Regions from separate parts of the Mus musculus genome. Here region 2 is linked to region 1. The links are chromatin loops, found by intact Hi-C in ENCODE. Cell type or tissue: heart. All regions are shown on one strand. Each heading gives the region's core, and the rest is flanking DNA. Links, peaks and the distances in the headings are about the cores only.

Region 1 (4,787 bases), core at 1,168-3,667:
TCTAAGCACAGCACTGAAAATAGAAGCATGGGGGTGAGCCCAGAGCCTGCAACATGGCAGGCTACCTTCAGTGTTTTCTCAATGGACCAAAGAATGGAGGAATTCAGAGCACTGCCTGATAAAGCCTGGGCAGGCCGAGCTCCTATTTAATCCCAGGTTGGCACTTCACAAATGGCTAGGAAGTTAATCAGATCAGAAACTATTACCAGTCCCCCAAGGAACCCAGTGTCTCCCCTTCTGAGGTCATGGGGTGTGTGTGTGTGTGCTTCTTTATGCACAAAGTGCTCATAACAGTTAAAATGTACTGGATGGATGTCTGTCCTTTTGACATGTGGGGGATGTCTGCTGTGTGGTGCGTGAATGCCAGCGACGGAATAATGGCTGCAACTCCATCCCTGCCTTTGTGGAGCCTTCTGGGGTAACAGTGGACAGGCCGGTGCTACTACTAATGGCTGACAGTCAACGGGGCTGTCGCAGGCATACAGAGGCCAGACACTGACTGCTCTCCCTGTTCACTTGTTTGTGTGTTTGTTTGTTTCTTTGACACAAGGTCTCTTACTGGAGCTGGAGTACCCCGATTTGGCTGGACAGGCCGGCTGGCAAACTCCAGAGATACCTCCTGTCTGTGCCTCCCCAACAATGGGATTCCAAGTGTGGACTTTTACACAGGCCCGAGAAATCTGAACCCATGTTCTTATGCTTTCACAGTAAGCACTTTACCAGCTGGGCTATCCCCAATCCCAGTTCTTACAAACCTTGATGGCGCCTTCCTCTTGCCTGGAGAATGAGAAACAGGCTCAAAGAGGAAAGCGATTTGCATACAGCTGTGAATGGGAAGGGGTAAAACCAACAAAGAGACCAAAAGGCAACATAGGAACTAACACCCATGTTCTTCAACCTGGATCTAACCACTTTGGGCTCAAGCTTCCAACTTCCCCTGTATTCTGTCACTGGAAGGCTAGCTACCTTCTGTCCTTCAGGTATAGTCGAGATTGTCCCCTTACCTGTATGGGGTCATGCCATCTCCTGATACTTCTAATGACCAGCCCTGTCCCACATACAAACCCACAAGCCCTTTCTTCTCAAAGTGTGCATAAGTTCCCCACCCCTGAAACCTACTTAGGATGCCACTTCACAAGCTTGATCTGCGCCTTTTCCTCCTCCATATCCTCCACAGGGCTCACGCACAGCCATACAACTATCAGGCTTCAATAAATATTATGACTGATTAGGAAGAGAGGAAACGGGCTAGCGATCAGACTCCCGCGGGGTGTCTGTGTTCTTAGGATGGTCTGACATTCAGCAGGCAGAGCAGAATCGCCCACTTCATTTCCCCAGCTAAGTCACCTCCCTTGGCCTACACCACTTCACAGGCTGACTCACTCCAGTTGCTCTTCCAGTCTTGAGAGGAAATTCCTAGTGGTGCACACTCAACAAAAAAGTAGGGACTTGGCAGGGCAAGCGGCATGCTGGGAAAGGAGGCCGTGGTTCCGGGCTCAGAAATGGCGGGATTTTTTGTTTCCGTCCAGCAAGTGCGTTTCATTGAGCAAGGATGTGGGTGGAGAGGATGGAGAAGGCACTAGAGGGAAGGGGGCTACACTTGGGCTGGAAGGGTAGAAACTGAGCAGTTTGCCATGAGAGTTGTCTGGTCATTCCTGAAACAGCTCGCTGGGGAATCCTTCCTCACGAATGGCCCACACTTTCTTCCACAATCTGCGACTCAAGCCAGCTGTGGTCTGTGTCAACTCACTTTGTGTCTCTTAAACCTCAATATTCGGGTCTGGAAAATGGAGTCAAATTTGTCAGCCCTCTCTTCCTCCCTCTAGTTAACTCTTTGAGTGAGGAAATAAAATACATGAATACGCTGTCTACACACCACATAAGTGTGATCTAATACTTCTGGCCTGTGTTTCCCCTAAAGCTGGAGTAGGCGACTTCAAAGGCCCACATGGGCTCCTTGGTCCAGCTAAGGACAAGGGACCTAAAGATAGACGTTTCATCTGAACTTAGCAAATGACTAAGCTCACTAGCTTCCCCCACCCCCACCCCCAAAACTCTAGGTCTATTAAAAACTGGCTCGGGTGACTCCTACTGGCATAGCCAAGGTGAAGTCTTGACTAGAGGCTTCCGGGGATGCGATGATTTCCCTTCCAGGCTCCTGTTCGGGCAACTCTGTCCATTCAACGGTTCCTAATGCAAAAAGAATGGGCTACGTAGAGCCTGCCGGCTTCCTTACAGGTCACCGCTAATGTCCTGTGACAGGCCCTTGGCCCATCCTCCCCCAATGGTCTGGCCATCCTCAGAGTCCGCTCCATCCCTCTCTGAGACCATTAACAAAGCGGGTCTGGGACCGCCCTGGCGACTAGGGCGCTGGGGTCCCAGCTCTTGCCACAGGGCCTGGGCAGGAAAGGACCAGGGCCCCTTCAGGGAGGGCAGGAGTAGAGTCCCGACCCCGCAAAAGCTGGAGTACCCACCTTCTGCTCGACGCCCTGCAAGCCCTGGCCCAGCTCATCCCTCTGACGGGAGAAGTCCTGGTGGCCACGCCGGACCTGCTGGACCTCCTCCAGGACGTGATGGACATACCAGCCCGAGAAGGCGGCCGCCGCCACCAGGGAGAGGTAGAAGAGAAAGTTGAGCACCCGGCCAAGCCTGCGCGAGCAGGACGCGGAGGACGCGTTGGCGGTGGCGGCTGAGGACCGGCCGCGGTGGCCGCCCCGGTGCGCCTGGTTCTGCGGGTGCTGCGGCGGGTGCGGCGCGGGAGGCTGCGGCTGCTGCGGCGCCGCCGGCGGCTTCTTCGCCACGTCATCCGCGCCGCCCGACGGGTGGGCGCCCTTGTCCGAGGGGCTCGCGGCGCCGTGGCCGCCCTTGGAGCCCCTTTGTTTGGCCGAGGGCATGGCGGCGGCGGCGGCTCGGCGGGATGGGCGAGCGGGGCGCGCGGCCCGGGACGCTGGCTCCGGCTCCCACGGGGACTGCGCGGGCGGCACGCGGGCGCAGCGGCGTCGGAGCGGCCGGGAACGTGGGGCGACGAGGAAGGAGGCCGGCCGCGGAAGGAGGAGGGGGCCTGGCTCCGCCGCCGCCGCGGCGCCGACCCCGCCTCCCGGGAAGGGAGGCCGAGCCCAGCCCGAGCGCCTGCCACGCAAGCGGGCCGCCGCCCCTCCTCCCTTCGCTGCGACCCCGCGGAGGGCGGGCGGAGCCCGGCGGGGCGAGGCTGGGCGCGGCTGCCCGGATGGCTGAGACTCCCAGTGCCCCGGCTACCCTCGAGAGGAGTCAGCGGGGTGGGGGTGCCTCCTGAGCACTGTGCTGAGCACGATCCCCACCCGGGCCGAGGGGGAGTGCTAGGGGGAGCGGAAAGCACGGTTCTGGAAGGTGGGGACAGGACGGGGGGGGGGGGGGTCAGACGCCCTACTTGCCCACCACTAAGCCGGGAACACCCCTCCTCTAAGGCCGCCCTGCAGCCGGGCCAGGCCTGTCTCTTCCCGAGAATTTTTGGGCTCGAAGGACTCTGCACCCAAGCACCTTGGGTATGGACTAGAACTTGTCCTAGGGAGCTGAGTTACTGAGTTATTGAGTTACTGAGTTACAGACCCTCTTTGCCTGGGCAGTAGACTGTATGCAACACCCCCAGGCCCCTTGGTTCTCTTTTCTTTTGGGGTATCATACAGTCTCTCCACAGCTCCAGTTCCTGACAGGCTCTGGGTTGAGTGTAGAGAAGCCATCAGCACCCTCACTTAGAGGGACACAGGTTGAGGTTGTCACTTCCACATTTGTAAAAAGAAATATAGCAGTGCCAGACCTGTGCTTATCAGCTGGTATGGGCTCTAAAATCCTCGCAAAAGCTTTGAACGGTTGAGATTACATTTGCCCATTTTATAGGAAACACACAAGGCTGAGCCTCGACCCCAACAGAATGCCTCAAGGTCCCACACAGCCGTGTTTTGAACCTTGGGCTGATGCTTCTGAAGCCCATGGGTGAGTCTTCACTCATGACTGGGAGGGAAACCAGAGCCCACCATCAGTGCAGATCATTGGTAATACCAATCTGGACCTTTTCCCCTGCACCTGGCTCCCGCAGTCCTAGTGTGTACTTCTGCGCGGCAGAAGTAGGGATGCTATTTCTTCTGTCTGTAACTTCCTCCCAATCTGCTTAGAAGGGGGAAAAAATTAGAAACAAAACTGGAATCTTCCCATGTTCAAATACCACCACTTCCATACTTTGGTGGTCACATGCCCGACAATACCCCTCTTGAGAAAAGTATTTTCGAGGAGACACTGAATGTGCAACTTTACAAGGGCAAAACTTTGCTGAAGGCCCACTGTGTGCCAGAGAGATGTCTGTCCACTGCTAGAGGCACCTTCCTCAAGGACAATCTTGTTGCTCCTCATTCTTTTCGTAAATCACCTTTAAAATCTGAATAGGCACATATGTGCCTGTGATCACGGGCTCTGGGTCCTGGCAGGGGGTGGGGGTGGGGGTGGGGGAAAGCATGTTTTAATGTTTTAAAAACCAACGCCTAAGAACCGAGACAATAAATGAAAAGAGAACTTGGAAAGCAAACCGTGAGCTGTACACAGAGTAGAGAATGAGGAATAATTTGGAGAATGAATTTGCATAGTAGGAGAACAGGAAGGCTATTTCTGAGCAGGAAGTGGGGTAAGCCCAGGACACCTGTCTTGACTAGAAGGGTGTGTGCTGTGTATAGAGAATGGCTGCCCATTGCAAAAGGCCACAAAATAAGGTAGCAAAAGAAGCAGGAGAGTCACTGCTATTGTGGGGAAAACACAGAGGA
Region 2 (4,787 bases), core at 1,406-3,905, 65 kb after region 1:
ATGGATACATACTGGGGCTCATCAGTGTATTTCTGCTACATAAAGCTATAGAAGTGGGCCATTGACACTTAAAGTGTTTAGCACATTCTAACCACTTTGCCTATATGAACTAAATCATTATAAGTACATGACATTGCCTCCCACTTTATAAATGGGGGAAATGAGGCATAGAGAGGTTGAATCGCTTGCTTCTGAATTGCACCTTATAAAGTATGGAGCTAGACTCACCCAGGCAGACAGTACAGTCAGCGCTCTTGCCATTCTTATGCATGAGGTAAAACAGCCATAGGGAGTGAGTGTAGATGCTGAGGGAACTGGTCATGAAGTATAGGAGGAGGGAAGTCAAGGGGAGTGGCATCCTGCTGGAACGTAGGGGAAGCTTGAGTGGATGTGACAGGACCTTTTCAGTAGTCAAGAGAGATGAAAGTCAAGACTTGACCACTGGATTTGACCAATGAGGATTATTGATAACTTTGATGGGCGCACTTTCAGTAGGTGTATGACTGGAGAGAAGGCAGAGAGGAATGGGGCTGGTAAATACTGCCTCATTTGGTCAAGTACCCAGCGAGGTCCCTCCTGTTACCCTTTATTTTCCTACCGAAAAGCTTGAGGTGCCATGGCAGCTCACTGGCAACTGGGTTGGGTGGGATTTTATTAGCTGTGATCTAAGGCTGTTGGGTGGCTTCCTGCAGGACCACTGTTAACAGAGTTGAGCTTTTCCATCACAGCGGTAGCATCATAGCAGTATGTGAACAGGGCACAATGGGTGCTGCTCTTAAATGGGTTCCTGTAAACTGGAGCACACCCAGGGGAGCACATAGAGTGTGGAAGCCGCTTGAGGAATGGCCATACAATTAAGTGTGGTTTTATGCAGGTTACCAAGGTTCATTCCCCTTTGGTATCAATGTAGAGACCTTTATTAAGCTCTTTAGGGCAAATTAAAATCTTCATGAGGAAATAATAGACAGGAGGTTTGACCCTCCCAATAATCAATTGAAGCTGTCTGAATTTGGAGATAGGCTTCTCTTTATTGCTGGTGGTGATGCTGTGACCTTCTGTGACTCTTTTTTCATTGGTTGGTTCATTCATGTCTGTGAGAGGTTGGCACTGTTCTCACGCTCTGTTTACGTAGGAGGAAACAGGTTATGTTATAGGAGATCCTGGATAACCCAGATGCTTCTCTGTCTTAGAGCACGCATCTTTTTCTTTTTTTTCTTTTTCTTTTTCAAGACGGAGTTTCTCTGTGTTGCCCTAGCTAGCCTGGAACTCAGAAATCTGACTGCCTCTGCCTCTCAAGTGCTGGCATTAGAGGTGTGTATACATGTCTGCCTCTCCTGGAATGAGACACTGACTGTCAGTGGGGCATACAGCAGAGGGTTCTATGGTATCAGCTAATTGGTGAGACTAGGTCACTAAAGACTTCAGTAATAAAAGCTCTGTGACTTCAAGGACTCTATTTTAGCTCCATTGAAAAAGAGATTGGAATTTAAAAAAAAATGCCTGAACGTGTCTCTGTTCTCAGCTTCAGCTTCCTGAGGCTCAGTGGCGGGGTCATGTGTGCCCGTGTGTCCCTAGACAGTCATGCCATCAATTCAGACAGCTGTAAATTGAGTGCAAACTACTCAATACCTGCTGCCTCTAGCTTGGTTTATCTCAAATTATTTGCTTCTTCTTAAAATTTAGGTGACCTTGTCTTCACCTTTCATGTTGACTTGGCTCTTTTCCACAGATTTAGTAATATAGCAAGGCCAGTTATGCTTTGCTTAGCTACAGAAATCAGGAGTGCAGGAAGCAGAGTGTATGTCAGCTGTTAATTATATCCCAAGTCACTCTGCCAAAAAGTTGGCCCTGGCTCTGATATCAAAATAAGAGTCTTACAAGAATTATTAACACAAAAGGACATAAGTCTTACTGGAGTTTTTGGTGCATGCCTGCATATATATGAATGTGTGCATCTGTATTTGTGTGTATTTGTGTATATGTATGTGTACACATAGCATATACTTTCTCTTTTCCTATGGCCTGCTGATCAGGATGTAAAACTCTCAGCTTCCTTTCCAGTAACATGTCTGCCTGTGTGCTGCCTTGCTTTTCCACATTATGATAATGTGGCCAGCCTCCAATTAAATGTTTTCCTTTATAAGAATTGCCCTGGTCAAGCTGGGCGTGGTGGCGCACGCCTTTAATCCCAGCACTCAGGAGGCAGAGGCAGGTGGATTTCTGAGTTCAAGGCCAGCCTGGTCTACAGAGTGAGTTCCAGGACAGCCAGGGCTATACAGAGAAACCCTGTCTGGAAAAACCAAAAACAAACAAACAAACAACAACAAAAAAAAAGAATTGCCCTGGTCGGTCATGGTGTTTCTTCACAGCACGAGAAACTCTAAGACAAACTCTAAGCCAGATATTGTCATGTATGCCTGTAATCCCAGAACCCAGAAGACTGAGGCAGGAGGATTGCTGTGAGTTTGAGGCTCACTTTGACTATGCTCTTGAGTATTAAAGAGCTTAGGTTATGTAATAAGATCCCTGTCTCAAAACAAACAAAAGGGCTAGAGAGAAGGCTCAGCCATTACGAGCACTGACTGTTCTTCCAGAGGTCATGAGTTCACTTCCTAACATCCACATGGTGGCTCACAACCATCTGTAGTGGGATCTCATGCCCTCTTCTGGTGTTTCTGAAGAGAGCAACTGCATACTCACATACATAAAATAAATCTAAAGCAACAACAAACCCAAAATAACAAAACAAACAAACAAAAAACAAAAGCAACCAAAGCAGCAACACAGAAGGAGCATGACCTCGAGAATTGTACCCCAAGTAAGGAGTGAGCTGTGGAAGCCGGGTCTCCCAAATCCAAGTCCAAACTAACCTGTGACTTTTATCTCTTTCTTTGGATTTTTCCCTAAGCTGGGTTGTGTTACAGGCAACAGAATCCAACTCTAGCTAGCATAAATAAATAAATAAATAAATAAATAAATAAGTGAATGAGCAAGCCAACCAGCCTGAGCCACACCAGGACAAGTCAAGGAAAGCCAGACTGTATTAGCAGATGGGTTAAGATGGTTAAGATTGCTTCAAACAAGGGACATCCTTGAACACTGTAGTAGCAGTGAGTTCCTCAGAAGAGCCCAGTGGGCCTCAACTTAGCTGGACTAACCTCTGGTTAGGGAGGCTGGGCTTGGGCCTCTTTTTTTTTTTTTTTTTACTTTTTTTTGTTTTTCTTCTTTTTTTAATTAATTAATTAATTAATTAATTATATGTGTATACACTGTAGCTATCTTCAGACACTCCAGAAAAGGGCATCAGATTTTTGTTACGGATGGTTGTGAGCCACCATGTGGTTGCTGGGATTTGAACTCAGGACCTTTGGAAGAGCAGTCGGTGCTCTTAACCACTGAGCCATCTCACCAGCCCCCCAGGCTTGGGCCTCTTAATTGATAATCTGAAAAGAAGACATGAAAAAGGAAACATGGCAGAAAAAAAAAGAAAAAGGAAACATGGAAAAAAAATAAAAGAATAGATGTCATGGACAACTGAACATTGGAGCACTTATCTAGATGTCCCTGCCACGGCGCTACGCTTTCTATGTTTCTACTTCCTGCTGCACTGGAAACGCCTCCAGAGCCTGGGCTGTGTTTATTCATCTCTGAGTGCCTAGTACTTGGTACAGTACCCATCACATAGGAGGTCCTCAGTATGTCCCATTGCACAGATGAGCAAATGGAGAAGCTCTTTTTTTTTTTTTTTTTTTTTTGCTGTTTATATATATTTTTTTTTATTAGGTATTTTCCTCGTTTACATTTTCAATGCTATCCCAAAAGTCCCCCATACCCACCCACCCCCAATCCCCTACCCACCCACTCCCCCTTTTTGGCCCTGGGGTTCCCCTGTACTGGGGCATATAAAGTTTGCAAGTCCAATGGGCCTCTCTTTGCAGTGATGGCCGACTAGGCCATCTTTTGATACATATGCAGCTAGAGTCAAGAGCTCCGGGGTACTGGTTAGTTCATAATGTTGTTCCACCTATAGGGTTGCAGTTCCTTTTAGCTCCTTGGGTACTTTCTCTAGCTCCTCCATTGGGGGCCCTGTGATCCATCCAATAGCTGACTGTGAGCATCCACTTATGTGTTTGCTAGGCCCCGGCATAGTCTCACAAGAGAGAGCTATATCAGGGTCCTTTCAGCAAAATCTTGCTAGTGTATGCAATGGTGTCAGCATTTGGAAGCTGATTATGGGATGGATCCCTGCATATGGCAATCACTAGATGGTCCATCCTTTCGTCACAGCTCCAAATTTTGTCTCTGTAACTCCTTCCATGGGTGTTTTGTTCCCATTTCTAAGAAGGGGCAAAGTGTCCACACTTTGGTCTTCGTTAAGTAGACTTGGGGAGGTTCCACGATTCCTCACCCATGGACCAGTCAGTGCACCGGCTTTGCAGAGTGGAATCTCAGTATACAGCTGGGAGAGGCAGAAGTGCCTTCTGCTTCTCTGGTCCTGTGCAGTTCTGGCCGTGTGTTAGCCTGGCCTGGGTCACTTAGACACTCATGCCCAAGCCTGACCTGAGACTCATTAAATCACAAACTCCAAGGTCTGGGAGCTGTGCCCAGAATGGTTGGTTTTCTTTTTTAAATCCCTTCGGGTGATTCTAAAGGCAGTCAGAATTGGAATCTACCAAGCCACACTGTAGCTTTAGTTGGAGATAACTAACTGGGCATTTACTGTGTCGACTGTGAGTGATTAAACTTACAGTCTAAATGCTGATTAACCACCATACTGTATATCTCCC

What was found. Peaks named below come from ENCODE experiments on the same cell type or tissue, not always from the same donor. Only the 100,000 strongest peaks of a DNase experiment are listed, where the experiment ranks them.
Region 2: it touches region 1 in a loop (7-fold over the local background); 3 of 42 quality-filtered maps call a loop at or near these places.

The regions. Positions count from the first base shown.
Region 1 is chr10:84,530,973-84,535,759 of GRCm38, forward strand. Ckap4 (cytoskeleton-associated protein 4) reads right to left here and starts at 2,916. Exons shown (of 2, transcript NM_175451.1): 1 at 2,475-2,916. The coding sequence starts at 2,894. In heart, for the core only: a CTCF peak has its summit at 2,600 (motif pointing right); DNase peaks (open chromatin) are centred at 1,439, 2,519 and 3,159; H3K4me3 peaks cover 2,500 bases; H3K27ac peaks cover 2,494 bases.
Region 2 is chr10:84,595,774-84,600,560 of GRCm38, forward strand. All of the region lies in intron 6 of Tcp11l2 (t-complex 11 (mouse) like 2), which reads left to right. Among named protein-coding and RNA genes, the nearest start is that of Tcp11l2, 21 kb to the left of the region's middle. In heart, for the core only: a CTCF peak has its summit at 2,666 (motif pointing left); DNase peaks (open chromatin) are centred at 1,798 and 2,588.